Linked DNA regions of Homo sapiens: region 2 is linked to region 1. Evidence: chromatin loops called from intact Hi-C (ENCODE). Cell type or tissue: MCF 10A. All regions are shown on one strand. Each heading gives the region's core, and the rest is flanking DNA. Links, peaks and the distances in the headings are about the cores only.

The links. Hi-C counts contacts between places; a loop is a spot of excess contacts. Peaks named below come from ENCODE experiments on the same cell type or tissue, not always from the same donor. Only the 100,000 strongest peaks of a DNase experiment are listed, where the experiment ranks them.
Region 2: it touches region 1 in a loop (14-fold over the local background); 2 of 110 quality-filtered maps call a loop at or near these places.

What each region holds. Positions count from the first base shown.
Region 1 is chr18:12,737,753-12,754,048 of GRCh38, forward strand. It overlaps LINC01882 (long intergenic non-protein coding RNA 1882), which reads right to left and starts at 11,670. Exons shown (of 2, transcript NR_110763.1): 1 at 11,542-11,670; 2 at 1,734-2,178. RefSeq lists an enhancer at 12,608-12,727. In MCF 10A, for the core only: a CTCF peak has its summit at 6,586 (motif pointing right); DNase peaks (open chromatin) are centred at 3,829, 4,889 and 6,539.
Region 2 is chr18:12,382,902-12,399,197 of GRCh38, forward strand. No RefSeq gene overlaps it. Among named protein-coding and RNA genes, the nearest start is that of AFG3L2, 14 kb to the left of the region's middle. In MCF 10A, for the core only: CTCF peaks have their summits at 8,924 and 11,725 (motif pointing right); a DNase peak (open chromatin) is centred at 8,960.

The sequences.
Region 1 (16,296 bases), core at 2,980-10,979:
AGTTTCTCCCAACCGTCCACAACCTCAACTCTTGAGACCACCAAATGTCTGTTAGGAAACGCAGAAGAGAGTCCTTCAAATGAGCTACACCCAGGTTCAGAGCGCAGAACCAACAGTGTGACTGGGGCATGGAGGTAAATTCTAACACATAATTGGAGGGGAATTTCACAAAAACAAAATCCTGTGAAGTAAACACGCACATGCAAGCTTGTGCAAGTGCGCACGCGCGTACACACACACACACACACACACACACACACACACACGCAAACACAGTCAACATTCAACGTGAAGAGTTCCCTTTTCTTTCTTGAAGGTTGATTTTTACAAGCTCCGACAAGGAAAGAGTCCCATGCGGTGGCCGGTGGGGCCAAGACCTCAGGATGAAAAGGCCGCAGCTGCTCTGCCCTCACCCACTCTGGAGGCCAGCCCTGGTAGAAGCATGGGGGTGGGGGTCCTAAAACACTTCGTCAGCGTTCCTGGAGCCTCCGCCAAGCTTCCCACGTGCCCCGTGTGTGTCCCTCACATCACAAAAACCTGTCCAGCCGCCCAAGGGCCTGGGTAAATTTTCATATGACTTTGGAGGCAAGGGACGGACGTGTGGCAATGATGCTATTAGGAATGAATGGGGGCCCCAGGCGAGGCTTCCTCATCCCCTACAACCCTCTACCGAGGTCATCTAGGTAGCCACACCTCAGGACAGGGGCCCATCTTGATGGAACAGCTGCCTCTGCTTGCTGGAAAACACAGCAGGCAGGCCGTGTCCTCCCTCCTGAGTCCTAAGGTGTTTACTGGGCACTGTGATTTCCAGTCATGCTGGGAACACTCAGGCCTGCAGGACAGCCCTGTGCAGATACCCAGGCATTGTTAACACAAGAGAATTCCACATCCATGCTGACCCTGTCTGCCCGAGGAGAGCCATCTTGTGCACACACAAAGCAGGCAGCTGTGTTTTCCATGTGGACCGTGTGAGAACTGGAATGAGAACTAAATTTAAACCATTCTTATTGGTCCCAGGCTTATTATACAATATATTCATTTCAATTGTCCTGAATACATACTTTTGTTTTTTTCCTGAGATGGGGTCTCACTCTGTCACCCAGGCCGGAGTGCAGGATGCCTCAGCATCCTGAGTAGCTGGGATTACAGGCGCCCGCCAGCACGCCTGGCTAAGTTTGTATTTTTAGTAGAGACAGGGTTTCACCATGTTGGCCAGGCTGGTCTCGAACTCCCGGCCTCAAGCAATCTGCCCGCCTTGGCCCCCTAAAGTGCTGGGATTACAGGTGTGAGCCACCTCGCCTGGTCCTGAGTGCATATTTTAGAGAATAAAATCACCCAACTGCCCAGCAGATACATGAGGATGAGTGAGGTTAAAGAGGACACAAGCTGTTTCTTAGATATTAATGTCAAATAAAAGGTTAGTTATCGGCTGGGCGCAGTGGCTCACGCCTATAATCCCAGCACTTTGGGAGGCCGAGGCGGGTGGATCACCTGAGGTCAGGAGTTCAAGACCAGCCTGGCCAACATGGTGAAACCCCATCTCTACTAAAAATACAAAAATTAGCCGGGCGTGGTGGCGGGTGCCTGTCATCCCAGCTACTCGAGAGGCTGAGGCAGGAGAATCTCTTGAACCTGGGTGGCGGAGGTTGCAGTGAGCCGAGATGGAGCCACTGCACTTCAACCTGGGCGATAGAGCGAGACTTTGTCTCAAACAAACAAACAAAAAAAGCTCCTGGATTCACATAACTAGAATCCTTTATTTCCCTAGAATAGATGGCCTGCATTCCATTTTTAGGAGAAAGACAGAAGAAACAGTTGTCAGAGATTTAGTTAAGGCAACCCTGCCTTAACTGTCCTGGAGTCCGTGTGGGAACAGCTCGGGCTCCAGGCCTTCAGCACTTCACTTCGTTTGCTCTGTGGAGAGAACTAAAGATTGGACTGAAGAGCCTCTTCCAGAATATTCAATTCTTAAAAACAAAGTCTGACTATCTTCAGCATACTCTACTTAATTTGTCAGGATGGCTTTCAGAAAATTCTTCAAAAACAAGAGCATTCTCTTATTAGTATTGGATGAGTCCTCGGGAATGAGTGTTCGTGGGGGACTGATCTGAGGAGAACAGGCTGCCTACTTGGCCTTTCATTGTACTTCCCCAGCCGTGTGTCCATCTTCCTGCATTCCTAAAAAGAGAAAGGGATGATTTCAGATCTAAACTGTGCACTTTTTCTTTTTAATTTTACAATTTGCATACCATAAATTTATCATTTGTAAATACAAAACTCAGTGGTTTTGTTTTAGTATATTCAGAGTTGTGCAACCATTACCACAATCAATTTTATATTTTTTATCTCAGAAAAAAAAAACCAAAACTCCTTACTCATTAACCTGGTAAACTTCATTTATTTATTTATTTTGAGATGGAGTCTCGCTCTGTTGCTCAGGCTGGAGTGCAGTGGCGTGATCTCGGCTCACTGCAACCTCCACCTCCTGGGTTCAAGTGATTCTCCTGCCTCAGCCTCCTGAGTAGCTGGGATTACAGGCATGCACCACCACGCCTGGCTAATTTTTGTATTTTTAGTAGAGACGGGGTTTCACCATGTTGGCCAGCCTGGTCTCAAACTTCTGACCTCAAGTGATCTGCTGGGCTTGGCCTCCCAAAGTGCTGGGATTACAGGCGTGAGCCACCACACCTGGCCTAGCTTGTAAACTTTATAAGCTGTTATAAAACTCTTCTCCCCTCCCCAACCCCTGCCAACAACAAATCTACTCTCTGACACCATGTATTTGCTTATTCTGAGCAATTCATAGAAAAGAAGTGATGGAATATGTGGCTTTTTGTGGCTGGCTTCTTTCACTGAGCGCATTTTCAAGTTCCATCCATGTCGTAGCCCATGTCAGCACTTCATTCCTCTTTTCTGCCAAAGAATATTCCATTTATGGATATAGCATAATTTGTTTATCCATTCTTCAGCTGATGGACATTTGAGTTGTTTCTACTTTTTAGCTATTATGAATAAGGCTGCTATGAACATTTCTGTCTATGTTCTTATGTGACCATATGCTTTTATTTGTCTTAGATGCTATATTAGGCTGGGCTCTCCAGAGAACAAAAACAGGACTTACAGGACACACACACACACACACACACAGAGTATATACACACACATACATATAGGTGCATGTGTATACACATATATACAGTATACACACACATGATTTACTATCAGGAATTGGCTTGTGTGATTATGGAGGCTGAGAAGTCCAAGATCTTCAATCAGCAAACTAGAGACTCAGGAGAGCCAGTGCTGTAAGTTCTAGTCCAAGTCCATGGGCTGAAAACCAGGAGAGCCAGTGCTGTAAGTTCCAGTCTGAGTCTGATTCTTATTTTTCTTTTTTGTTTTGTTTTTTGTTTGTTTGTTTGAGACAAGGTCTCACTGTGTCACTCAGGCTGGGGCCATCACAGCTCGCTGCAGCCTCGAACTCCTGGGCTCAAGCGACCCTCCTGCCTCAGCTTCCTGAGTAACTGGGACTACACGGGTTCGCCATCACCTTTTTTGTTCTTTGCAGGCCTTCAATGGGTTGAATGAGGCCCGCTGGCTTTGGAGAAGGCAACCCGTTTTGCTCTGTGTACTGATTCAAACATGAGTCTCATCCAGAAACACCCACAAAGACAGCCAGAAACATGTTTAACCAAACATCTGGGCCCCTTGGGGCCCACGTATGTTGACACAAAATTAATCATCACAGCTACACTCCTAGGAGTGGAATTGATGGACCACATGATAACCCTATGCTTCACTTTTTGAAAACCTGCCAAACTATTTTTCTACAGTGGCGGCACCATTTGACCTTATCGCCAGCGATGCCTGAGGGCTCTAATTTCCCCATACCTTGCCATGCCATCCTGCTGGGATGTGGCATCTCTTTGTGGTGAGAAGTGGCGTCTCTTTATCTCTTTGTAATTTTGATTTACATCTTTCTAAAGACTAAGAATGTTGAGCATCTTTTCATGTGCTTGTTAGCCATTTGTATATCTTCTTTGGAGAAATGTCTATTCAGATGCTATGTTTGTTTTTTTTTTTTTTGAGACAGAGTCTCTCTCTGTCACCCAGGCTGGAGTGCAGTGGCGTGATCTCGGCTCACTGCAAGCTCTGCCTCCCAGGTTCATGCCATTCTCTTGCTTCAGCCTCCCGAGTAGCTGGGACTACAGGCGCCCGCCACGCCCGGCTATATTTTTTGTGTTTTTAGTAGAGACGGGGTTTCACCGTGTTAGCCAGGATGGTCTTGATCTCCTGATCTCGTGATCCGCCCCCCTTCGGCCTCCAAAAGTGCTGGGATTACAGGCGTGAGCCACCGCGCCCTGCCCTATGCCCATTTTTTAATTGGGTTACTTATCTTTTTACTTTTAAGTTGTAAGAATTCTTTTTACCTTCTGGATAATAGAATCTTATCAGATACATAATTTTCAAGTATTTCTCCCACTCTGTGGCTTGTCTTTTTATTTTCTTGATAGTATCCTTTGGTGCACAAAAGTTTAAAATCTACAATGGACCTTTTTATTATTATTATTATTATTTTCAGACAGTCTTGCTCTGTTGCCCAGGCTGTAGTGCAGTGGCACAATCTTGGCTCACTGCAGCCTCCGCCTCCCAGGTTCAAGCAATTCTCCTGCCTCAGCCTCCCGCGTAGCTGGGATTATAGGCGTCTACCATCACACCAGCTAATTTTTGTATTTTTAGTAGAGACGGGTTTCACCATGTTGGCCAGGCTGGTCTTGAACTCCTGACCTCAAATGATCTGCCTGCCTCGGCCTCCCAAAGGGTTGGGATTTCAGGCGTGAGCCACCGTGCCCAGCTACAATAGATCTTTGAGTTGAGTAATACAAGCCCTGCTTCCTTTCCCCTAAAGAAGCTTGAGTCAAACCTACATTACTCATTAATGCATTAATGTGAGCACATTCTTTTGATATTGAGTCCATAAGAGAATATGTGCCTAGGAATTCACAGAAATCTAGCAGCTTGGACTTCCCCACACTGTAGAAATGGGGTTTGAGGAACTTCATTTCAGCACAGGTCAAGGGGCTCCAAATGAGTTTGGGTTATGCCACTATTAAGGAGATATTATTCACTATTATTCATTGCAAATATTGTTTACTACTTTTATTGTAATAACACACTAGTTTAGCTAAATTTTGGATAAGATAGACTTTTGAGAAGCACAACTTAAGAAGCACATTTAAAGCATTATGCCTATGGCATGATGTTTCAAGTTCTAAATAACCACATAATAGAAACACGCAATCCACAGAGAAATTGGGAACTTCCTACATATGATTTCATTAGTTATCTCAGTAATTAGTTTGGCAGATTTTGAGTAACCAAATTTTCATCTTTGCAATATATGTTTCTTTTCTTTTCTTTTCTTTTCTTTTTTTTTGAGACACAGTTTCACTCTGTTGCCCAAGTTGGAGTGCAGTGGCGTGATCTCGGGTCACTGCAACCTCCGTCCCCTGTGTTTAAGTGATTCTCGTCACTCAGCCTCCCAAGTAAGTAGCTGGGATTACAGGTGCCCTCCACCACTCCCAGCTAATTTTGGTATTTTTAGTAGAGACGGGGTTTTGCCATGTTGGCCAGGCTGGTCTCAAACTCCTGACCTCAAGTGATCTGCCTGCCTCGGCCTCCCAAATTGCTGGGATTACAGGTGGAGCCACTGTGCCCGCCCTGCAATATTTGTTTCTTAGGGAATAAACTCTTAACTAAATAACTGTTAAAAGCAGATAATGAGTATGTTAAAAATAATAATTGAAATGAGATTCTTTTCATTGAAAGAAAATACTTTTATGTTCTAATTTTTTACCAGACTTTAAACACTTTTTCTTGATAAATAGAATCAATTTCTAATTATAAGCCTGAGGCTGGTGTGGTGGCTCACACCTGTAATCCAGTACTTTGGAAGACCAAGGTGGGAGGATCGCTTGAGACCAGAAGTCCTAGACCAGCCTGGGCAACACGGTGAGACCTATCTCTACAAAAAGTAAAATGAAATTAAAAATTAGCTGGACATGGTTGTGCATGCCTGTAATCCTTAGCTACTTGGGAGGCTGAGATGGGAGGATCACTTGAGCCCAGGAGTTCAACGTTATAGCAAGACTCTGGCTCAAAAAAAGAAAGAGAGCAAGAGAGATGCATGCATGCTTATTATAAGATATTCAGAAAATATAGTTCAAAAGAATATATAAAAATAATACAAATATCACCCATAATCCTTATAGCCAGAGTTAAAAATTGTTAACCTTCTGGTGTGATACTACCCAAACTTTTGAAAATACATATATAAATGCATATATATGCATTTTAAAAAAATTACATAGAATTGTGTATGTTGCTTTTGAAAATTATTTAATTATATAAGTGATGAATACAGTCCCACTATAAACTGCTTCCTAGCTGGTCCTTCCTACCCTATGCCCCTCCTCCTGAGTGACCCATTTCCAGTTTGCTGAACGCTCTCTGACTTTTCTGTGAATCACAGTATGAAAGAATATGGCATGTCCAGCTTCCTATTAAACCTTCCAGTAGAGGGAACTGTTTGACTATCTTCTCTTTTGATGCATAAGTTCTATTTCTTTTTTCTTTATGAAAGTCTAAGCATTTTGTATGTTATTTCCACAATGCAGAACGGTATATCAGATTATAAAGTTAACTCTACTGAGTAGTTTCTAACCTAAATAAGATTTTTACATCTTATATTCCCTCTTCCACCTTTTCATTGGTTTTTGTTTTCTTTGACCTTGAGATGACATGGTTTTTAAAGGATATTGTATATTCGTAGGGAAAAAAATCATTACTGCTGGCAGAAATATAATTGTCTCTTTCCTTTGAGAAAAGGTAAATCAGGTAAAAGGAAATAAGAGGTGAGGACGAAGCTTAATTTATCTGGCAGCAATTCAATTTAAAATTCTAAACAGATTAAAACTATACTGAAACAAACAAAATGACCCTTTTTTTCTGACACGGAGTTTTGCTTTTGTTGCCCAGGCTGGAGTGCAAAGGCACGATCTTGGCTCACTGCAACCTCCACCTCCCAGGTTCAAGCGATTCTCCTGCCTCAGCCTCCTGAGTAGCTGGGATTACAGACACCCGCCACCAGGCCCGGCTAATTTTTGTATTTTTAGTAGAGATGGGGTTTCACCATGTTGGCCAGGCTGGTCTCGAACTCCTGACCTCAGGTGATCCACCCACCTTGGTTCCCCTCAAAGTGCCGTGATTACAGGCGTGAGCCACCGCACCCAGCCGACAATTTTTTTAAAGTTTCTTTGAATGGAGATGCTTTGTATTTAGATGCTCTGAAAATATTTGTTTTTCCAAGATAATAAATTCTGTGAATATAAGTATTTTCAATAATATTTTCTGTAAATTTTATATATGTATATATACTCTTTTTTAAAAAAAATTCCATAGCAGTTCTTAATTAAGAGAGCTCAGCAAAACCCGCCGGCATCTTCGGTCCATTGTGATGATGCAGTGGTGGTTTTGTTCTCACAGCTGTTAGCAATTTGCATATTAACTAAAATACCCTGAAATGGTGTAGTTAGGCAATGAAATATCCTAGTTATGAGAGTTTTCCAAATAACTGATACTCATTTAAATGCCAACACTTTTCATTTTTAACCACTGGAAGGAAATCTCTCTCAAGAGATTCAGCTTCTAAAGCAGGGGATATTGAAACCTATGTTTTGTTATTATTGACTGTGTTGTATTTTAATCCCTATGGGATTGTCTGTGTGCTCTTTGATCAGTTTTTCTCTCCCTAGCTGGCGAAGTGTGTTTGCACAGTGCCTGTATGTATCACTTGCTTAATGAATATGTGATGAATAAATGAATGACGATGACGAGACTGCTGCTCTCCAACTGTCATTTTGCATGTAGCAGCAGGTCCTGCTACTTGGCCATTCAAGCCCCGTATTCTCCCAGCTCCCCTCCCCTCCTGAGTCCCCCACCTCTTAGTTTGTCACATATAATCTGCTATGTGGAAAACCAAAATAGCCAAGTGTATTTATTAAAATTGTATTAAGAGTTAATGAAGAGTGGAGCTCAAAATGGGGACCTAAGAAACTTGGCCTTAGGAGCCTCTGTCAGCCATGACTGTTTCTAAAATAGATCATCCTTCTGAAGCAGACAGTCCAAGACTGGGCATTGCTTTTTGAAATGTGTGTGTAACTTATCTACAAGGATATCGTAAGCAAGGCATTAGGCTGGCTGTGATGGCTCACACCTGTAATCCCAGCACTTTGAGAGAGCCCAAGGTAGGAGGGTCATTTGAGCCCAGGAGTTCAAGGCCAGCCTGGGCAACATGACGAGACCCTGTCTCTACAAAAAATACAAAATATTCGCAAAGTGTGGTGGTGTACAACTGTAGTCCCAGCTACCCAGGAGGCTGAGGTGGGAGGATCACCTGAGCCTGGTGCCACTTCCAAGCATCTCCTGAATGTGACCATGTCTTATCATTGTCACTGTCGCCTGGTCTAAGCCACCATCATCTCTTATCAGAATTGTCTCCTGGCCCTGGCTCCCCTCTGGTCTCCTGTGGGGGACCTCGAAAGCTAGAGTTGCCTGGAAAGGAGGGGGTGATGGAGCCTGCAAATCTGGTCCCTGCAGGGTGGCCACTGGACAGACACAGGGTGAGGGGGGTGGAGAGAGACCCAGGGCCGCCAGCAGACACAGGAGGCTCGGGCCCTGCATTGCACGCCTGAATGTGGTCATTTGCTGCATAGTGTGGGATTTTTCAATGTATAAAGTGTCATCCTCAGTCAGACTGTCATTGCTTTAATTTCTTATAAAACGTGTGCTATGCATTTGAAGTGCACAAGACCATTTCCCGCTTAATACTGGGAAGACTGGGCTGGGCGGGTGGCTCACGCCTGTAATTCTAGCACTTTGGGAGGCCGAGGTGGGCGGATTGCTTGAGGCTAGGAGTTCGAGACCATCCTTGCTAAAACAGTGAAACCCCATCTCTACTAAAAATACAAAAAATTAGCTGGGTGTGGTGGCGGGCGCCTGTAATCCCAGCTACTCGGGAGGCTGAGGCAGGAGAATGGTGTGAACCCAGGAGGCGGGGATTGCAGTGAACCAAGATCAAGCCACTGCACTCCAGCCTGGGTGACAGAGCCAGACTCCGTCTCAAAAAAACAAAACAAAACAAAAAAACAAAAAACAAAAAAAACTGGGAAGATTGTTACTTTACAGGACATGCCCGGCATTCACGTGTGTGGTGGGAAGGGAGAAGTTGTGGAAAGAAAGGTGGACTCCATTCACAATGATGACATCCCTGAGAGGGTGAATGGGGGCAGCCAGGGTGGCAAAAGGACCTGCCGAGGAAGCGGCCGGCATCTGTGACCCCGTGGCCTGTGCTGCTAGAACAGGCACACGCCTGGCCGCCATCCACCAGCAGATGGTTCTTATTTAAATTCGGTGACAATGGCTGGGCGTGGTGGCTCACGCCTGTAATCCCAGCACTTTGGGAGGCCGAGGCAGGTGGATCACCTGAGGTCAGGGGTTTGAGACAAGCCTGGCCAACATGGTGAAACCCAGTCTCTACTAAAAATACTAAAATTAGCCTGTGTGGTGGTGGGCGCCTGTAATCCCAGCTACTTGGGAGGCTGAGGCAGGAGAATTGTTTGAACCTGGGAGGTGGAGGTTACAGCGAGCCGAGACAGTGCCACTGCACTCCAGCCTGGGCAACAGAGTGAAACTCTGTCTCAAAAATAAATCAATAAATAAAGTCAGTGACAGTGGCACATGTCACACAATATAAATGTGCACACACACACTGCCTCAGAGTTTAAATGTAAGATGAGGCCAGGTGCCGTAGATCACGCCTGTAATCCCAGCACTAGGGGAGGCCGAGGTGGGTGGATTGCTTGAGCCCAGGAGTTTGAGACCAGCCTGGGCAACATAGCAAGACCCCATCTCTACAAAAATTAGTCAGGCGTGGTGGTGCACTGGTAGTCCCAGATACTCGGGAGGCTGAGGTGGGAGGGTCACTTGAGCCCGGGAGGTCCTAGCTGCAGCGAGCTGAGATTGCACCACTGCACTCCAGACTGGGCAAAACAGTGAGACCCTCTCTCTCAAAAAAATAAAAAAATAAAAAATAAGTAAATAAATTTAAGATGATACACTGAGTTTCCAGTAGGTAGGCATCTTTGAAGGCTATTTTGTTCTGTGCTGAATGACCAGTGTTTGAAACTAAATTTGACATGCTGAGTGGCCATTCTTCACTGAGCTTTTATTTGGGGGGAAAATAATTAGTGGTTCCTGAACAGAGGCCAGCACTGTGGTTTCTTCCAGCAGCTCTTCATTCCCACCCCAGAATGGTTTCCCACTTCCCTTCAACTGCAAAATGACTCCTCCTGGTACAGCTGTGGCCGGGATCTCCCCAACCAGACCATCCTTCTCACTGTCAGGACTTTTAGAAAAATAGATAAATTCAGGCAGATGAGTTTCAACAGAGAGAAACTCTTACTTTTCAATATCTCTCTTTACAGTATTTGGCATTTTAAACATATTTTGGTCTTGAGAGAAATTTGAAGATAATAATTATTCAGCACATATTGACTGAGCACCTACTACGTGACAGACATGGTTCTAGGCACTGCAGACCCCTGCCCTCTTGAGGAGCTTACATTTTAGACAGGTGATAAACAAGCATGGGGAAAGTGTGCTCTGGTGACTGTAGCTAATAACAGCGGATAGTATAATTGAAAATTGCTAAGAGTAGGTCGGGTGTGGTGGCTTACGCCTGCAATCCCAGCACTTTGGGAGGCCGAGGCGGGCGGATCACCTGAGGTCAGGAGTTTGAGACTAGCCTGGCCAACATGGTGAAACCCTGTCTCTACTAAAAATAGAGAAAAATTAGCCAGGCATGGTGAGGGGTGCCTGTAATGCCAACTACAGGGGAGGCTGAGGCAGGAGAATCGCTTGAACCCAAGAGGCGGAGGTTGCAGTGAACCAAGAACACGCCACTGTACTCCAGCCTGGGCGACAAGAGTGAGACTCTGTCTCAAAAAACAAAACCCCAAAAAAAACAAACAAGAAAATTGCTAAGAGTAGTGTTGAAGGGTTCTCACCACACAAAAATGGTAAGTATGTGAGGCTGCAATGTTATTAGCTTGATTTCATAATTCAACAATGAATACATATTTTAAAACATAATGTTATGCACCATAAATACATATAATATTTGTTTATCAAAAAAAGGTACTCTGCATACCGTGTTGAAAAGTAACCTGGAAAAAGCAGATTAGTTTGGGATAGTCACCAGTGTCAGCTTGTTTTTCTTTTTTTGGTCACTTTCTTGCTCAGCGATCTCTGATGCTTCCTTTAGTTTGTCCCTCAGCCTTTGGGTCTGCACCCAGCCTCCCCTCCAAGCTCCACTGGGATCAGCTGTTTGCCTAAACTCCCCTCAGGCCTGGTTCTCCTGTCTTCCACCCTCCCTTCCAGCCCCAGCCCTTGCTCCCGTTTCTGCACTCTTGGAATCACTCTCACCTCGGGCGTGGTGGCTGCTTCCTGAAGTCTCTGGAGACACACAGTGGTGCACACGCTGGCCCTCTGGACTCGCTGGTGTCGGTCGCCTGCCCCGTGGCCACATCTCCTCGGATGCCGCTTCAAGGTCGCTGAGCTGCGTATGAACTATTTCCCCATCCACATCATCTCCTAGGGGGACAGTCACCTCCAGGATTTACCTCAGCTGCTCTCCATGGACACGATAGGCTCTCAGAAAAAGTTCTTTTGTTGATGAAATGGAAGAGAACCCATTAAGTAGACACACTCATACACAGCTTCTAAATAGATCTACCAGACCTCGTCCCCTGCTCTTAGAAGAGATAAACAAGTAAAAATTAATGCTTATTTTGTCATTCTATCTACCAGACATCAGTTTTTTGTTTTTTGGTTTTTGGGGTTTTTGTTTTTGTTTTTTTGAGACAGAGTTGCGCTCTGTCACCTAGACTGGAGTGCATTGGTGTTATCTCGGCTCACTACAGCCTCCACCTCCCGGGTTCAGGTGATTGTCCTGCCTCGGCCTCCCAAGTAGCTGGGATTACAGGCGCCCACTATCACGTCTGGCTAATTTTTTGTATTTTCAGTAGAGATAGGGTTTCGCCATGTTGGCCAGGCTGGTCTCGAACTCCTGGCCTCAAGTGATCCACCTGTCTCGGCCTCCCAAAGTGCTGGGATTACAGGTGTGAGACACCGCGCCCAGCCTCACTCAAATCTCTATCATGATAAACAGCATCGCTGGCTGTCAGACAAGCTCGTGACTTTGCACAGCCATCCCAAGGCCGTGGCAAGGACTCGGAATGTGGTGAAGACAGTGGAGATCCAGAGAAGCTCTTCTTTTCCAAGAGGCAGTGAATGTGAACAGACATGTTTAAGAACCTTTCCCCCGGGGGTTGCTTTTTCAGTGACTGCACCCTCAAATGCCACAGAGAAGAAACCGCAAAAGGCACAGGTGTCTTGGCAGAGTCAACAGCCTGCTCTGGGAACCCGGGGGTTTGCTCGAGGGAGGGCAGCCACAGGGGCCATCTGTTGTGAACGCTACTCACTTGAAACTGCTCTGAACTTGAACACAAAAGCTGAATACAACCAAAGCACCAACCGACAAGGCTGTTTAAAAAAAAAAAAGTTAAAAATGATCATTTGGAAGCCTGCTGGAGCCAAGAGGACAAAGAATGAGGTCAGATGCCAAGGTCAACAGAGCAGTGCCGCCATCATTCCGATACCCTGAGTCAGGCACAGCTGAAGCTTCTGCAGACGACACATGAAATCCTTGAGACTTTGTCAGTTTAACCCACATTCAAGGCCATGCCCAAGCGAAATCGTGAAGAGACAAAGTCGCCCTTGGTGGCTGCAGTGTCCACATCTGCCTGTCATACTCTGGTTCCCTGAAACCTTCCATCTTCTTTACCTTCTAAGTCTCAGGAAAACACGTGATACCAACAGTGGATGTAAATAGAGTTATGGCTTAGTTCAGGAGAATCTGGAGCTGGGAATTGGGAGTAAAACACGAAACCTTAGGCTTGGGAGCTCAGGGAAAGGTCTCACGATAAAGGACTTAGACTTGGCACCAGGTGGAGGAGGTGTCACGTGAGGCATGGGACAGAGACCTGGGCCCCTAAGGCTGCTCCCAGGGATTCTCCCTCTGTCTCCACTTGGGTCCTTCATCCTCCTTCCCAGCCAGTGCTGGCCTTGGGCCTCCCACCTCGGCGGTGCTTCTTGCTGCCTGCACTGGTAGGTGGGTGGAGAAGAGAATGAGAGCCCACACTCACCCAGATGTGCCAGTGCCATGTGTGCCTGATTAGGACAAATAACTGAAAATGGTTCGCCAACCTTGCAGCAGCTTGCGCTGGAAGAAGCAAAGCCCAGGACGGCGCCCTTGCTCTGCCCTGAGAGAATGTGCTTGGCCCACCACTCAGGAGCATGTGGACAAGGCTGTGTCCCCGGAGCGCAGACCGGGATTCACCCGCACTGCTCCAGCACCAGCAGCCAGAGACCACCAGCAAGTGCACACAGAGGGGTCTTCAGCCTGGGGGTGAATACACGCAACATGCATGGGTGAAGCATGGCTGACTCCAAACTCCAGAAGCTACCATCACACTTCTGTGTGCTGCACTGTAACTGTGTGCCTGTGTGTGTGCATGCGTGCACACGTGTGTACGTATAGTATAGCATGGTATAGTATTGTATATAGTCAGTTAACTCCTTGGTTGCAAATGACAGTTGATGTCCAAATGACTTAAGATAACACACAAAAAATTGACCAATAACACTACAGGGATGCAATTTAGCTTCAGACACAACTGGATCGGGGGGCTCTAATGATGTCCTCAGGACCTGGACCCTCTCCAGTGGTTAGTGCTCCCCTCATTGGGACTGGACACAGTTCCGGGCTGTCTCCACTGGGCGGATCCCAGCAACACCAGGCTGACACCTTCCCAGCCTCACATCTGGGGCAAATGCTCCCCTTCTCCAAGGTACCTGAAAAAACTCGGGAACTCAGGCAATATCCTAAACTAACAACCACATCTGGAATTGGTCACATAATGCACCTGACAGACGGGGATCAGAGGACACCAGCTCACCCAAAATGCATATGCTGGGGGTGTATGAGGAGAATAAAGAACTGTACCAGGAAGCTGCAGCTATGATGCCAGGAAGGCAGAAACACTGGAGGCCCGCCATGAAGGCCCAGCTCTACATGCTGCCAAGAGAGGTTCTGCTTTTAATATCTGCTTCCAGTTGAAGGCATCCCATCTCTCCTAGGACTGCTCCTTCCTGCTGGCTGACATGAGGATGCATGTGACACTGGCCATCTGGTGACCTCAGCAGGCTTGGGCCTCAGGGTGCGTCCAGGCTGCTGAGGATGGAGTTGGAGACAGAGCAAATCGAGGTCCCCGTGTCAGCCCTGGGGCTGGGTTATACTCACCTTGGAGCCTGCCCTACTTCTGGAGTCTTTCTTATGATTTAACTAGATTTATATCAAGTTGTCTGTGACTCACAACCAAGAGCATCCTAACTGATACATCTATCATCAGAAAGGCAAGGGAAAAAAACACGTTACTTTTTAAAACTGTATTTTTTTTTTTTTTTTTTTTTGAGATGGAATCTCACTCTATCACCCAGGCTGGAGTGCAGTGGCGCGATCTCGGCTCACTGCAAGCTCCGCCTCCCGGGTTCACGCCATTCTCCTGCCTCAGCCTCCCGAGTAGCTGGGACTACACGCGCCTGCCACCACACCTGGCTAATTTTTTGTATTTTTAGTAGAGACGGAGTTTCACTGTTAGCCAGGATGGTCTTGATCTCCTGACCTCGTGATCTGCCCACCTCGGCCTCCCAAAGTGTTGGGATTACAGGCATAAGCCACTGCACCTGGCCATCATTTTTAAATGATAAATTTTTCTGAGCCTGAATATCTAGCTGTGTCTCCAACATGACCATTTGTTTCAGGGTACTCTGCAAGTTGTCCTGATTTTTCTCAGCTCATTAATGTAAATATTTAGAGCAATCTTGAGCTCTGAAAATAAAATAACTCAGTCATAACTTAAAAGCCATGTGTTTACAATGGAGAGATCAGCTCCCGTGGCCCTACATGAGTGCTTTAACGTTGTCAATCTTGGACAACCAGGAATAATGTGCATTGAATAGAATGCCATGGGCAGTTGACAGCATCACTCCTGAAGACTGGCCATACGGGGTTAACCTGAGTCTAAGAAAGATTTTAGATCTAAATTCTAACATGTGGGAAACACAGGGGATGGAGGAGTTAACATCACAAGGAAACAATCAGATACATCTCAAAGGTGGAACATTTTATAGGACAATAAGTGTACTAAGCCAGCTCGGGCTGTTGTAGAAAGATGCCACAGACTGGGCGGCTCACACAGTCTCACAGCCCTGGAGCCTGGAAGCCTAAGACAGAGCTGCCATCAGGGCTGGTTTCTGATGAGGCCTCTGTTTCAGGCTTGCAGATGGCTGCCCTCTTGCTATGTCCTCAGTGTGTGCAAGTGGGAGAAGTTTGGGGACTAGGTCTGATGTCCCTTTTCTTCTTTTCTTTTCTTTTCTTTTTTTTTTTTAATTTGAATGAAATTTTTAGGGCCAGGCACAGTGGCTCGTACCTGTAATTCCAGCACTTTGGGAGGCTGAGGTGAGAGGATCACTTGAGCCGAGGAGTTTGAGACCAGCCTGGACAACATGGCGAGACCCCATCTCTACAAAAAGTTTAAAAATTAGTGGGGCATGGTGGCACACACAAGTGGTCCTAGGTACCCAGAAGGCTGAGGTGGGAGGATCGCCTGAGCTCAAGAGGTGGAGGGTGCAGTGAGCTGTTTGAACGGCTGCACTCCAGGCTGTGTGACAAAGTAAGACCCTGTGTCTAAAAAATAATAATTATATATATTACTATAAATATAACACTATATATATATATATATATTTTTTTTTTTTTTTTTTTTTTTTTTAGAGACAAGGTCTCACCCAGGCTGGAGTGCAGTGGCACAATCATAGCTGACTGTAACCTTGAAATCCTGGGCTCAAGCAATCCTCCTATCTGAGCCTCCCAAAGTGCTGGGATTACAGGCATGAGCCACCTCACCCAGCCTCTTTCTCTTCTTCTAAGATCACCAGATCCATGGGACCAGGGCCCACCCTTATGACCCCATTGAACCTTAACCTTAATTACCTCCTGTATTTGTCAGGGTTCTCTTAAAGGGACAGAACTAATAGAATATATATGAGTTTATTAAG
Region 2 (16,296 bases), core at 5,205-13,204, 350 kb before region 1:
TGGCTATACTAATATCAAATAAAAACACATTAAGATAAAAACTCTTGGCTGGGTGCAGTGGCTCATGCCTCTAATCTCAGCACTTTGGGAGGCCAAGGCAGGCAGATCACCTGAGGTCAGGAGTTCGAGACCAGCTTGACCAACATGGTGAAACCTCATCTCTACTAAAAATACAAAAATTAATTGGGCATGATGGCACACACCTGTAATCCCAGCTACTCACGAGGCTGAGGCAGGAGAATTGCTTGAACCCAGGAGGCAGAGGTTGCAGTGAGCCCGGATTGCGCCACTGCACTCCAGCCTGGGTGACAGAGAGAGACTCAGTCTCAAAAAAAAAAAAAAAAAAAAAAGATAAAAACTCTTATAAGACACAAGGAAGGACATAATATACTGACAAAAGGATCAATTCATCAAGTAGATATAACAATTATAAACATATGCACACCATTCAACAGAGCCCCCAAAATATATGAAGCAAATATTGATAGAATTGAAGGTAGAAATAGATGGTTCTACAATAATAGCTGGAAACTTCAATACACTACTTTTAATAATGGATATAACATTTACACAGAAGATCATTGGGAAATGGAGGACTGTGTGTGTGTGTGTGTGTGTGAGTGTGTGTGTTGTGGTTTTTTTGTTTTTGTTTTTGTTTTTTTGAGATGGAGTTTTGCTCTTGTTGCCCAGGCTGGAGGGCAATGGCGTGATCTCGGCTCACCGCAACCTCCGCCTCCCGGGTTCAAGTGATTCTCCTGCCTCAGCCTCCCGAGTAGCTGGGATTACAGGCATGTGCCACCATGCCCAGCTAATTTTGTATTTTTAGTAGAGACAGGGTTTCTCCATGTTAGTCAGGCTGGTCTTGAACTCCCGACCTCAGGCGATCCACCTGCCTCAGCCTCCCAAAGTTCTGGGATTACAGGCGTGAGCCACTGCAACCGGCCATGTTGTATTTTTAAGTCAGGATCTTGCTCTGTCATCCAGACTGGAATGCAGTGGCACAATCACAGCTCACTGCAACCTTGACCTCCTGGGCTCAAGTAATCCTCCTGCCTCAGCCTCCCAAAGTGCTGAGATTATAGATGTGAGCCACCACACCCAGCTAAACAATACTATAGCTCACACCTGTAATCCCAGCACTTTCAGAGGCTGAGGCAGGCAGATCACTTGAGTTCAGGAGTTCAAAACCAGCCTGGCCAACATGGTGAAACTTTGTCTCTACTAAAAATAAAAAAATTAGCCAGGCATGGTGGCGCATGCCTGTAGTCCCAGTTACTTGAGAGGCTGAGGCAGAAGGATTGCTTGAGCACAGGAGGAAGAGCTTGTAGTGAGCAGAGAGCATGCAACTGCACTCCAGCCTGAGCAAAGGGAGTGAAACCCTGTCTCAAAAAAAATAAAATAAAATAAACCATAAACCAACTAGACCTACAAGACGTATATGCAGAGCTCCTCCCAACAACAGAATACACATTCTTCTCAAGTGCACAGGAAACATTCTCTGGGATAGACCATATGATAGGCCACAAAACAAGTCTCAATAGATTTAAAAAGACTGAAATCATGCAAACTATCTTCTCTGACCACATTGGAATGAAGTTAAAAATCAATAACAAGAGGAAAACTGGAAAACTCACAAATATGTGGCTGTGAAACAACACACCCTCAAATAGCCAATGACTGAGAGAAGAAATCACAAGGAAAATTAGAGAATACTGCGAGACAAAGGAGAATAAAAACACAATATGCTGAAACTTATGGATGCAGTGAAGGCAGTTCTCAAACAGAAATTTATAGCTGTAAATAGCTACATTTTAAAAAGAAGAAAGATCTCAAATCAATAACTTTACACCTTGAGGGAATAGAAAAAGAACGAACTAAACTCAAAGCTAGATGAAGGAAAAAAATAATAAAGATTAGAGCAGAGATAAATAAAATAGAAAAGAGGAAAAGCAATCGAGAAAATTAACAAAAACAGGAGTTGGTTCTTAAAAAGATAAATAGGCCGGGCCCAGTGGCTCACATCTGTAATGCCAGCACTTTGGGAAGCCGAGGCAGGCAGATCATGAGGTCAGGAGTTTGAGACCAGCCTGACCAATGTGATGAAACCCTGTCTCTACTAAAAATACAAAAATGAGCCAGGCATGGTGACACGCACCTGTAATCCAAGCTACTCAGGAGGCTGAGGCAGGAGAATCTCCTGAACCCGGTAGGTGGAGGTTGCAATGAGCCGAGATCTCGCTATTGCACTCCAGCCTGGGTGACAGAGCAAGACTCCATCTAAAAAAAAAGGAGATCATGTCTAGCTATATTGCCCAGGCCAGAGTGCAGTGATATGACCATAGCTTACACAAGCCTTAAACTCCCAGGTTCCAGTGATCCTCCTGCCTCAGCCTCCCAAGTAGCTGGGACTATAGGCATTTGCCACCATGCCTAGCTCTAATCCTTTTCCTGTAAAAGGTCAATAGTAGTTACCCCACTTTTATTTCTGATTTTAGATATTTGCAACTTCTCCCTGTTTTCTTTGTCAGTCTAGTTAAAGATTTGTCAACTTTGGCCGAGTGCGGTGGCTCATGCCTGTAATCCCAGCATTTTGGGAGGCCAAGGCAGGTGGATCACGAGGTCAGGAAATTGAGACCACCCTGGCTAACACAGTGAAACCCTGTATCTACTAAAAATACAAAAAAATTAGCCAGGCGTGGTGGCGGGCGCCTGTAGTCCCAGCTATTTGGGAGGCTGAGGCAGGAGAATGGTGTGAACCCGGGAGGCGGAGCTCGCAGTGAGCTGAGATCGCGCCACCGCACTCCAGCCTGGACTACAGAACGAGACTCCATCTCAATAAATAAATAAATAAGTTTTGTCAATTTTATTTATCTTTTTTTTTTGAGATGGAGTCTTGCTGCTCTGTCACCCAGGCTGGAGTGCAGTGGCACAATCTCAGCTCACTGCAACCTCTGCCTCCTGGGTTCAAGCCATTCTCCTGACTCAGCCTGTAATCCCAGCACTTTGGGAATCCGAGGCGGGCTGATCACGAGGTCAGGAGTTCGAGACCGGCCTGGCCAATATGGTGAAACCCCGTCTCTACTAAAAAAATATAAAAATTAGTTGGGCATGGTGGTGCACGCCTGTAGTCCCAGCTACTTGGGAGGCTGAAACAGGAGAATCTCTTGAACCTGGGAGGTGGAGGTTGCAGTGAACGGAGATCATGCCACTGCACACTCTAGCCTGGGCAACAGAGTGAGACTTCATCTTAAAAAAAGAAATTTAAGAAGACTTAAATAAGTGAAAGGGTATTCCATGTTAGTGGATTGGAAAACAATATTGTTAAGATAGCAAAACTGCCCAAAGCCATCTACAGATTCAGTGCAGTCACAACTCTAAGTGCCTGCCTGCTTGCTTGTTTTCTTTATCTTTCTTTCTTTCTTTCTTTTCTTTCTTTCTTCCTTCCTTCCTTCCATCCATCCTTCCTTCCTTCCTTTCTTTTTCTTTTTGCAGACATGAAAATGCAATCTTCAAATTCATATGGAATTGCAAAGGGCCCCAAATACAACCTTGAAAAAGAATACAGTTGTAGGATTCATACTTCTCATTTACAAAACTTCATAAAATCAAAACTGTAGGTATTGGCATAAGGACAGACATATAGACGTACAGAATATAATTAAGAATCCAGAAGTAAATTCATACATGTCAACTAATTTTTGACAAGGATGCAAAGTTCATCTAATAGAGAAAGAATAGTCTTTTCAACAAATGGTTCTAGGAGAACTGGATGCAAAAGAATGAGTTGGAGCCTTACCCCTCACACCATATACGAAATTAGATTGATTTATTTACTTATTTATTTAGAGACAAAGTCTTACTCTGTCACCCAGACTGGAATGTAGTAGTGTGATCATAGCTCACTGCAGCCTCAACCTTTGGGCTGAAGTGATCCTCCCACCTCATCCTCCAAAGTAGCTGGGACTACAGGTGCACACCACTATACCTGGCTAGTTTTTTAAATTTTTTGCAGAAATAGGGTGTCACTATGTTGCTTACACTGGTCTCAAACTCCTGGCCTCAAGCAACCCTCCTACCTCATTCTCTCAAAGAGCTGGGATTATAGGTATGAGCCCCTGCACCCAGCCAAATTGTATATTTAGATGGTTTAAATGACAAATTTATATTGTAAATTTTTAGCACAATAAAAAAGAAAAAAATGCTTCAATTAAAAAAAAAGAAAAGAGGTCAGGTGCGGTGGCTCATGCCTGTAGTCCCAGCATTTTAGGAGACCAAGGCGGGTGGATTGCTTGAGGCCAGGAGTTCAAGACCAACCTGGTCAACATGGCAAAACTCCATCTCTACTAAAAATACAAAAATTAGCCAGGCATGGTGGCGCACATCTGTAGTCCCAGCTACTTGGGAGGCTGAGGCACAAGAATCACTTGAACTTGGGAGACAGAGGTTGAAGTGAGCCAAGATCACGCCACTACACTCTAGCCTCAGCCACGGAGTGAGACTCTGTCTCAAAAAAAACGCCTGTAATCCCAGCACTTTGGGAGGCCGAGGTGGGCGGATCACGAGGTCAGGAGATCGAGACCACGGTGAAACCTCGTCTCTACTAAAAATACAAAAAATTAGCCAGGCGCAGTGGCAGGCGCCTGTAGTCCCAGCTACTCGGGAGGCTGAGGCAGGAGAATGGCATGAACTCGGAAGACGGAGCTTGCAGTGAGCCGAGATCGTGCCACTGCACTCCAGCGACAGAGCGAGACTCCGTCTCAAAAAAAAAAAAAAAAACAAACAAAAAGAAAAGAAAACATGAATGAATCTTGAAAATAGTATGCTACACAAAAAGGCCACATAGTGTGTGAATCAATTTACATAAAATGTCCAAATAGGCAGATCTATAGAGACGGAAGCAGATAGTGGCTATATAGGGTTGATGGAGGGAGGGGAGGGATTGGGAAGGGTGCTAGCTAAGGGTTTCAGGTTTCTTTCCAAGGTGATCAAAATGTCCTAAGATCAATTGTGGTGATGGTTGTACCGCTCTTTGAATGACCTAAAACCATTAATTTCAACATTTTAAATAGATGAACTATATGGTATATAAATGATATCTCATTGAAGCTATTTTTTTAATGGGCAAAGGACTTGAATAGACATGTCCTCGAAGAAGACATACAAATGGCCAACCAGCACATAGAGAGAGGCTCAACATCATTAGCTGTCAATGAAAGTCAAATCAAAACCACGAGATTCCACTTCACACTCTAGGAGGGCTGCAATCAAAAATACTATAGATAGTACAAAATAATATAGATGTATACATAATAAAGATAACAAGTATTATCAAGAGTGTGGAGAAATTGGAACCCTCACGCTAGTAGGTCTATGGAAAACTGTCAATTTTCATAGGTTAAACATAGTCATATGACTCAGCATGTCCACTCCTGGGCATCTTCCCAAGATAATTGAAAGGATATATCCACACAGAAACCTGTACATGTGTTCATAACAAAGGTACATATGCTGTGTTCATAGCAGCATTATTCATGATAGCCAAAAACCAGAAAGGGCCTAAATATGTATCAACTGAATGGATAAAATGAAATGTGGTGTATTATTACAATGGATTATTATTCAGCCATAAAATGAAGACCTGATACATGCTATAGCATGGATAAACCTTGGAAACAAAGAAATCAGACATGAAAGACCACATATTATAAGATTGCATTTATACATATGAAATATGCTGAACAGGCAAATCCATGGAGACGGAAGACGGTGATTAGGGATTGCCAGGGGCTGGGGGGATGGTTGATAGAGTGTGCAAGACTAATGAAGGTGGCTGCCTACAGCAGGCAGGATGGTGTGGACTGTCTGAGCTTCTCGGTGTGTGCTTTTTCACAGTGTTTACCTTATTGAACCATGTGAAAATATTACCTATTCAAATAAAATATAATACAATCTAAGACTATTAAAGGATGTTATTTTTTTCAGTGCTGAGTGAGATTACAAGTACTTTTGAAAAAATAATTTTATGACTATGTATATTTTCCAAATATCTTATAATAAATGTATAATAGTTTTACGAGCAAGAAAATGTAAAATGTTGAAATATAAAAGGTTCAGTATAAGGATGGGGCCAGGTGCAGTGGATTATAGAATCCCAGCACTTTGAGAAGCCAAGTGGGGAGGATGGCCTGAGGCCAGGAGTTTGAGACCAGCCTGGGCAACACAGTGAGATCCCCGTCTGTACAAAAAAATTTAAAAATTAGGCCAGGTGCAGTGGCTCATGCCTGTAATCCCAGCACTTTGGGAAGCTGAGGTGGGCGGATCATTTGAGGTCAGGAGTTCAAGACCAGCCTGGCCAACATGAGGAAACCCCATCCCTACTAAAAATACAAAAATTAGCCAGGCATGGTGGCACGCACCTGTAATCCCAACTACTCTGGAGGCTGAGGCAGGAGAATCACTTGAACCCGGGAGGGGGTGGTTTGCAGTAAGCCAAGATCAAGCTACTGCACTCCAGCCTGGGAGACACAGTGAGATTCTGTCTAAAAAAAAGAAAAAAAAAAAAAACCGCCAGGCACGGTGGCCCATGCCTGTAATCCCAACACTTTGGGAGGCTGAGGCCGGGTGGATCACAAGGTCAGGAGTTCAAGACCAGCCTGGCCAAGATGATGAAATCCGGCCTCTACTAAAAATACAAAAATTAGCCACGCATGGCCAGGCGCGGTGGCTCACGCCTGTAATCCCAGCACTTTGAGAGGCCAAGGCGGGTGGATCACGAGGTCAGGAGATTGAGACCATCCTGGCTGACACAGTGAAACCCTGTCTCTACTAAAAATACAAAAAATTAGCCGGGCGTGGTGGCGGGTGCCTGTAGTCCCAGCCACTCTGGAGGCTGAGGCAGGAGAATGGCATGAACTCGGGAGGCGGAGCTTGCAGTGAGCCGAGATCGCACCACTGCACTCCAGCCTGGGTGACAGAGCGAGACTCCATCTCAAAAAAAAAAATTAAAAATTAAAAATTAGCTCAGTGTGCTGGTACAGGCCTGTAGTTCAAGCTACTCAGGAGGCTGAGGCAGGAGGATTGCCTGAGCCCAGAATTCAAGGCTGCAGTGACCTATGATCACACCATTGCACTCCAGCCTAGGTGACAGAACAAGACTCTGTCTTTCAAAATAAAAAAAAAGTTCAGTATAAATTTTTTTTTCATCAGTGTGGACAGAAACAAAGTTACAAAATGAAAAGTAAAAGTATCTTCATTTCTCATGTTCACATCTTAAAGGTAACTTTCTTTCTTTCTTTCTTTCTTTTTTTTTTTTTTTTTGAGACGGAGTCTCACTGTGTTGCCCAGGCTGGAGTGCAGTGGCCTGATCTCAGCTTACTGCAAGCTTTGCCTCGCAGATTTCAAGCTATTCTCCTGCCTCGGCCTCCCAAGTAGCTGGAATTACAGGTGCTCACCACCATGCCTGGCTAATTTTTTTGTATTTTTAGTAGAGACGGGGTTTCACTGTGTTAGCCAGGATGGTTTCGATCTCCTGACCTCGTGATCCACGCACCTCAGCCTCCCAAAGTGCTGGGATTACAGGCGTGAGCCACCGCGCCCGGACTTTTTTTTTTTTTTTTGACACAGTCTCACTCTGTCGCCCAGGCTGGAGTGCAGTGGCTGATCTCGGCTTACTGCAAGCTTTGCCTCCCAGATTTCAAGCTATTCTCCTGCCTTGGCCTCCCGAGTAGCTGGGATTACAGGCACCTGCCACCATGCCCGGCTAATTTTTGTATTTTTAGTGTTTCACTATGTTGACCAGGCTGGTCTCTAACTCCTGACCTCAGGTGATCCACCTGCCTTGGCCTCCCAAAGTGCTGTGATTATAGGCATGAGCCATGGTGCCTGGCCTTTAAAGGTAAATTTCTAGGTAGTTTTTTCTGTGTGTGTGTGTCCATACATTTTATATGTATTTGCAAGCATATAGAACTAATTTTTAGGCCAGGTGTGGTGGCTGATGCCTGTAATCCCAGCACTTTGGAAATCCAAGGCTGGTGAATTGCTTGAGGCCAGGAGTTTGAGACCAGCCTGGCCAACATGGTAAAACCCAGCCTCTACTGAAAATATAGAAAATTAGCCGGGTGTGGTAGCATGCGCTTGTAGTCCCAGCTACAAGGGAAGCTGAGGCCTGAGAACCACTTCAACCCGGGAAGCAGAGGTTGCAGTTAGCCGAGATGGTGCCACTGCACTCCAGCCTAGGTGACAGAGTAAGACTCTGTCTCAAAACAAACAAACAAAAAAAAAAAAACTTATTTTTACATGAACGAACGTGTACTTTATGCATCTTGATTTTTTCTTTTGTTTAACATATATTTTTGTATGTTAATAACATATAGTTCCCCCAAGGCATTAATAAACTCTATTGTATTCTCTTGTAAAGCTTTAATAGTTTTCTCACCAAGCGTCATTTAGACTAATTCTCATTTCTTTTTATTTCAGAAGCCACCGTGAGCTTTTTTTTTTGAGACAGGGTCTTGCTCTGTCACCCAGACTGGAGTGCAGTGGCACGATCATAGCTCACTGTAGCCTTGAATGCCCAGGCTCAAGCCTCAACTTTCCAAATAGCTGTGACTACAGGCCTGCGCCACCACAGCTGGCTAATTTTTAAATTTTTTGTAACGTTGGAGTTTCACTATACTGCTGAGGCTGGTCTTGAACTCCTGGCTTCAAGTGATCCTCCCATCTTGGCCTCCTAAAGTGCTGGGATTACAGGCATGAGCCCACGCACCCAGCCAATTATTCTTATTGGTACATGCATATATACACATGTGCCAGCTTCCATTCAGAGGATGGTTTCCTAGTAGAGAGATTGCCTGGTAAACATTAGTTTTTAGAAAATAATTTGTGTTTTGTGGCTAGGGCTTGGGCTCGCTACCCAGAGTTGTGCTGCATACGGTTCCCCACTAGGCGTCAGGAGAGCCCTATACATCTCTAGACAACGCCGTGCATTTCCAGAAAACCTTCAGATGTGTTCACAAGGCTGGTCTGGATTTTTCAAAAAATAATTTTTCTATTGTTCATAGTTCATCTCCACGAACAACCTAATGCTGTGTTTTCTATAAAGTGAAGCTGACATAATCTTTTCCAGTGGTGGTCTTGGTTTGTGCTACTGTTCCTGGCAATGGGCCTCAGGTAAAGGAATAGAAAAGACACAATGCCCAGTTGCTATTTTCCAGATGATAATGAGTAAAACCATGAATGATGTCACTGATGCCAGGGTGCTACCAATGCACGTTTCATGAATGACAACTGCAGAACATTTAGAAGATTCTTTATCACCCTTTTACTAGGTAGTGATCAAATATTTTTCTAAAAGAGTTGACCACAATGGTATACTCAAATCATAAAGTTTCTAGATTTTTCCCAATTGTGTCTTCTTGTAAAAAAATGTGATGATTGCTTTGGTACACCAAACTCCTTGTCATAAGCCATCTTTTGAGTACAGTACCGCAATCCCAGAAGGCATTATGTGAGAAGGCATTTGAAAGCTGAGAAGGAAATGGTTTGTTAGGAACCTAGTGAGAAGCTCTGTAAGCTAGATTGGATAGAATTAAAGTACCCAGAAATAGAAGTAAGGAGGAGAACATAAGATGTGTATTGAAAAGACTTACTTCAGCAATTTTTTTTTTTTTTTTTGAGACGGAGTTTTTTGAGACAGAGTTTCGGTCTCAGCTCACTGCAACCTCCGCCTCCTGGGTTCAAATGATTCTCCTGCCTCAGCCTCCCAAGTAGCTGGGATTACAGGCACCCACCACCACGCTCGGCTAATTTTTTGTATTTTTATTAGAGACGGGGTTTCACCATGTTGGCCAGGCTGCTCTCGAACTCCTGACCTCAGGTGATCCACATGCCTCAGCCTCCCAAAGTGCTGGGATTACAGGCATGAGCCACCACATCTGGCCTTACTTCAGCAATTCTATGTAGGTGTTGAAAAGAGGAAACATACCACAGAAAGTAAAAGGGATGTGCTCCTGTTTTTTCAGAGACAGAGTCTCACTTGTTGGCCAGGCTGCAGTGCAGTGGTGTGATCATAGCTCACCATAACCTTGAACTCCTGGGCTCAAGTGATCCTCCCACCTCAGACTCCTGAGCATCTGGGACAACATGCTCACAGCACCACACCGAGCTAATTGTTCTATTTAAAACAATTTTTTTTTTTTTTTGGCCAGGCACAGTGGCTCACGCCTGTAACCCCAGCACTTTGGGAGGCCGAGGTGGGAGGATCGCCTGAGGTCAAGAGATTGAGACCATCCTGGCCAACATGGTGAAACCCTGTCTGTACTTAAAAAATACAAGAATTAGCTGGGCGTGGTAACAGGCACCTATAGTCCCATCTACTCAGGAGGCTGAGGCAGGAGAATTGCTTGAACCCAGGAGGCAGAGGTTGCAGTGAGCTGAGATCACACCTCTGCACTCCAGCCTGGTGACAGAGTGAGACTTCGTCTCAAAAAAAAAAAAAATTTTTTTTTTTTTTTAGAAATGAGGTCTGGCTATGCTGTCCAAGCTGGTCTCAAACTCCTGGCCTCAAGCTATTCTCCTCCCTCAGCTTCCTGAAGCACTATGATTATAGGGATGAGCCACCATGCCTGTCCTGCTCTGTTTTAATAATATACTGGTACATCTTGTCCATTTGAGTCTCAAGATGTTTGTGAATTTAGTAAGAGAACATGTCCTTGGATTCCAGCAGTATTCTATAAGTTCTTAGAATAGCTAGGTGCTGGCAGGTAGCTAGGCACTAGTAGGTAGCTACTTCTGCAACTTGCTCTGACAACGTGGCAGGTCGAAGTCTCTGTAAATAAGATCTTTACTACCATTGTATTTGAGGATCAGCGAAACATTACAGCCTTAGTTTTGTTATAGTCCTGGGGTAATAGATGAGGCAAATATCCATGACAAATTGGAAAGAAACATCCCCTCAGAATCTTCTTACCTATTGGGAGAATGGTTTTCTCTCTAAGTTAAAACAAACTTTCTGATACAGTAGTTTTCAAACTTATTTATTTTTAGCAGCAGTCTTTTGTAAAAATGAAAATTTGACATGGACTTTCAGTGTATAGAATCTGAATATATACAAACAAAAAGTAGGACCACTGCTTGAAAAACTCCTCGGTTTACCCCCGAGCTGGTCAATAAGGTCATAGGGCTTCCCGGACTCGGCTTGAAACACACTAGACTAGACGGCTCTGTCAGTAATTACACTAGACAGAGCCCCCGCTGCCCCATGGCCAAGCCACTCCCAGTTTACAACCCCCTAGGAGTCACCCTTGACTCACTGAACAAGCAATGTTCAAGTGACTACTGTTTGCCACCACCTGGGTTAGACCCTGGGTACACAGAGATGAAGGAGGCTCAGGTCTCATCCTTGAGGAGCTCAGAGTCCATGCAGAACTACTTTCTAAACTTTAGGGAGCATTGTAATTGCCTGGGCTGCTCATTAATATGTATTATTTCTGGTTTTCACCCCAGAAATGCCCATTCAAAAGGTAAGGGGTGGAGCCTAGAAAGTTGCATCTTTAATATGCATTAACCTAGTGGGAGAAACACAAACATAAACAAGTGCAGTAATGAGGAACCAATGTGCTGGGTGTGAACGGAGGCAGCGGGAGGATTGCAGGATGACAGAGGGGCGTGAGAGGCACCCAGGCGGGCATTATGAGGCCTGGAGGGCATGCCAGCAGAGGGAGCCCCAAGGGGCAAATCCCAACTGCCTAGCTGTTAAAGTCTTCCAGAGGAGTGAGCCACAGCCAGGGCTGAAGGGGCCGCACAGTAGGGCTGGTCATACAACAGCAACCTGAGAGGAGCTCGCTCACATCGTGCACTGCCTCGCATCACTGTGCTAAGGACTTCACACTTATTCTCCTTTCATTCTCACAAGTCCCACCACATAGTGCTACTAATATTCCCACTTCATGAATGATGTTGACATTTAGCGAGATTAAGTGACTTGCAGAAGGGAAACCAGGACTGGAACCCAGGTTTGTTCCTTTCCAAACCCATGTCTTCAACTATTAAATCCTATTTCATCTTTTTTTTTTTTTTTTTTTTTTTTTTTGAGACGGAGTCTCGCTCTGTTGCCAGGCTGGAGTGCAGTGCCGTGGTCTCAGCTCACTGCAACCTCTGCCTCCTGGGTTCAAGCGATTCTCCTGCCTCAGCCTCCCAAGTAGCTGGGATTACAGGCACGTGCCACCACACCCGGCTAATTTTTTTGTATTTTTAGTAGAGATGGGGTTTCACCATGTTGGTCAAGCTGGTCTTGAACTCCTGACCTCGTGATCTGCCTGCCTCGGCTTCCCAAAGTGCTGGAATTATAGGCGTGAGCCACAGTGCCAGACTTTTTTTTTTTTTTTTTTGAGACTGAGTCTTGCTCTGTCACCCAGGTGGAGTGCAATGGCATGATCTCAGCTCACTGCAGTCTCAGCCTCCCAGGTTCAAGCAATTCTCCTGCCTCAGCCTCCCAAGTGGCTGGGACTGCAGACATGCCCCACCATGCCCAGCTAATTTTTGTATTTTTAGTAGAGACAGGGTTTTGCCATATTGGCCAGGCTGGTCTTGAACTCCTGACCTCAGGCAATCCACCCTCCTTGGCCTCCAAAAGTGCTGGGATTACAGGCATGAGCCACTGAGCCCAGCCCCTATTGCCTCTTAAAGGATGTAGACAAGGGAATGGACCAAAACAATCTGTAAGAGGTAAATTCCAGAGGACTTGATGATTGGTTGGCTGTAAGGAGTGAGCAGTCATTCCCTATTCTCCAGCCTGGGGTGCCTGAGTGATGCCACTGACCTGAACAGTGCCTCCTGGAAGAGGAGCGTGCTGAGGAAGGAAGGCTCTGGTAGCTGCCTAGGGAATGGCCTGCAGGTAGCTGGATGTGTGGGAATGAAGGTTGGGTAGAAATCTGATATAGAGATATTGGTTTGGGAATCAGTGGAAACTGTGAAACTCAATGAGTTCACTCACAGAGAGAGGCCTTGAGTGAGAAGAACAGAAGAATGGAGGAGAAGTAGAGTGTGCAAAGGAGGCAGCGAAAGGGAGTGTCATGGAAGCCAAGGGAGTGGAGTTTCAGCAAGAGTCACCTGAGTTCAAGTGACGTAGAGAGGTCCAGAAAGATGAGGGCTGAACAGTATCCACTGGATTGGCACGTTTGATGGTTGACGACCTTAAGGAGACAAGTTTCAGGAGCCCGTTACAGCACGTCGCAGAAGAACTAAGTAGGAACAACAGCAAGCTGGAGAGAGCAAGCATGGACCATTCTTTTGAATGGCTTGAATGAGAAGTGAGGGCAAAAATTGCAGGACATGACAGGGAGTGGAGCAGCCTGGAAGACAGACTCCCAGTGCTTCTCTGCACGGGTTGGCATTTGCCACCATAAACTGCTAGGATGGCGAGAGTAATCCATCCTTTGCCTTGTGAAAATGGGCTTTTGCAACCAGGCAGATGACTGTGGTTCTCAAGCCAAAGAAATGGAGAAGAGGCATCGCAGCAAGGGACGAATTTTTCTTCAGAATTCTCCATTTCCTGGAAGTCTTCATTCCTAATTCCCACACCTGCTGGTGACAAGACACAGTCCTGATTTCCCTGCCTGAGAGGCTCAGCCGGGGACCTCAGGGACAGCTGCATCCTGGTGTCCTTCCGCCAGCCAACAGGTGGCCACCTGCCCTTCTGGGTGGCATCTTTCCAGTTCTACAGAAACTATAAAACTGCAACAACAACAAAGGGACTGCTGGGCGTCGCTGAGTCAGACCCGTGTGTCACCTGGCCGCCCGCACCCCCATGCCTGCCTGCGAGGGCCTTTCTGGGCTGCTGTCCAGAGCGCATGCGCCGCCCTGCTGCGACCTCTCCGCAAGGGCTGCAGGGTGGGCCAGGTGCGTCTCTGCTGGAGCGCTCTTCTAAAAAAGGGCATGGCTCCACTTACTATTTACTTAAAAACAATGCATCTTTTTCTGTTGGAGTGGTGGGCGATTGGGGATTGCTCCTTTGTTTCCCACAAACAGAAGCAAGGGCCGAGAGGGGGAGTTCTCCTTCTTTTTTCTTTTTTTTTTTTCGAGACGGAGTCTCGCTCTGCTGCCCAGGCTGGAGTGCAGTGGCGCGATCTCTGCTCACTGCAAGCTCCGCCTCCCGGGTTCACGCCATTCTCCTGCCTCAGCCTCCCGAGTAGCTGGAACTACAGGCGCCCGCCACCAGGCCTGGCTAATTTTTTGTATTTTTAGTAGAGACGGGGTTTCACCATGTTAGCCAGGATGTTCTTGATCTCCTGACCTCGTGATCCGCCCGCCTCGGCCTCCCAAAGTGCTGGGATTACAGGCGTGAGCCACAGCGCCCAGCCTCTTTATTATTTATTTATTTTTTTTAAGTCAAAAAGACTTGGCCATATTTATAATCAAGGGTGGGATGCAGGGTGGAAGAAACCGAAATTTGAGTAGAGAAGACTTGCAGAGCAGATTCCCCCACCACCCCGGGCCCCGCGGAGAGTTGGGGAGGTAGGCGTCATCTGAGGACAGAGGGCAGTGTGGGGAGCTTGGTCTGGGTCCAGATCGTGACAGCATCTCCTGCAGATGGGATATTTGCCCTGTGTCTGACACTGTGTCAGTACTCACTACCACCTGTGGGCCGTCCAAGGCCATGAATGAGGGGTGACCCAGTGTGGGCCCCAGCAGCCGCACTCCAGAGCCTGTGCCCTTAACCAGCACAAATCAACATACAGCTCCACCGTATCTAACCAAAGGGCCCAAAGGCAATAGAGATCACACTTCTTGGATTAATTTTCTCTACGTGGCAAGCAGCAAAGTCATCAACCCAGAGAGAGAGGGAACGCGAACTGACAAGGAGGTGCGGGGAGCATGGTCCGGGTTGGGGGAGGGTGATGACCAAGGATGAATGTATTACCCTTAGGGACCTGGATAAAACAAGATACCTGGAATGTCTTCTTTGACAATCGGTAAGATCCTGCCCTTTCTCCAGTAGCACAGAGTCATTTGGGCTCCTACCAGAGAGGGCCGACTGCAGCACGGAGGGACAGAATGGAGGGACCGGAGGCGGGAGCAGCTCAGATTAGCCCTGATGAGGTGCAGGACAGGTAGGATGGGCAGGACAGGAGGGCCGGGAGTAGGAGCTAATGGAGTGTTTGGGGGCTGGGGGTGGCTATGAGGTTGAAGAGCAGGTGCCACCTGAGTGAGGTGGCAAAGAGGGAAGGACTGGAGACTGTGCTCAGAGGATGGGGGACCAGTGAGGGCTTAAAGATACATATACATTCAGATGGGATTCAACAATGCAGCCATTTATAATAAAAAACCACGACCGAGGCTAAGGAGGGTCGCTGGTGGGCTGAGTTGCTCTAGACTGAATGTTTGTGTTCCCCAATTTCATATGTCAAAGCCTAATTCCCAGTGTGGTGGTATTGGGAGGTGGGGCATTTAGGAGGGGATCAGGTCGTGAGGGTGGAGCCTTATGAACAGGATGACTGCCCTTATAAAAGGGACCCCAGGGAGCTCCCTAACCCCTTCTGCCACGTGAGAACGCAGCAAGAAAACACCATCTAAGAACCAGGAAGCCGGCCCTCACCAAACACCAAATCCACCAGGGACTTGATCTCCCCCACCTCCAGCACTCTGAGAAATGATTGATGTTTAAACACATTTATGCCTGAAGTTGCAATTTTTTGAATTTTTGCTATCAGACCTTGGTAATAACTTTGAGCAGTAGGATATAAATAGCTCCCACATGCTTAGCGTTCCGATAATGGAATACTAGGCGTAAATGGGTTTAAGCTGCCCAGTTTGCGGGATTTTGTTGTGGCAGCCAGGGCAGACTATGAGGGAGTGGCTATGTCCTTGAGAACTGTTCCTTTACTCTCTCTTTCTTCCTTCCTTCCTTCCTTTCTTTCTTCTCTTTTCTCTTTCTTCTTTCTTTTTTTCTTTCTTTCTTGCTTTTTTAAAATTTCTTTCTCTCCTTCTTTCTTCTTTCTTTCTTTCTTTTTTTGTTTTTGATGGACTCTCACTCTGTCACCCAGATTGGAGTGCACTAGGGCGATCTTGGCTCACTGTAACCTCTGACTCTTGGGTTCAAGTGATTCTCCTGCCTCAGCCTCCCAAGTAACTGGGATTACAGGTGCCTGCCACCACTCCTGGCTAAATTTTTGTATTTTTAGTAGAGATGGGGTTTCGCCATGTTGCCCAGGTTGGTCTCAAACTCCCGGCCCCAGGTAATCCGCCCACCTCAGCCTCCCAAAGTGCTGGGATTACAGGCATAAGCCATCATGCCTGGCT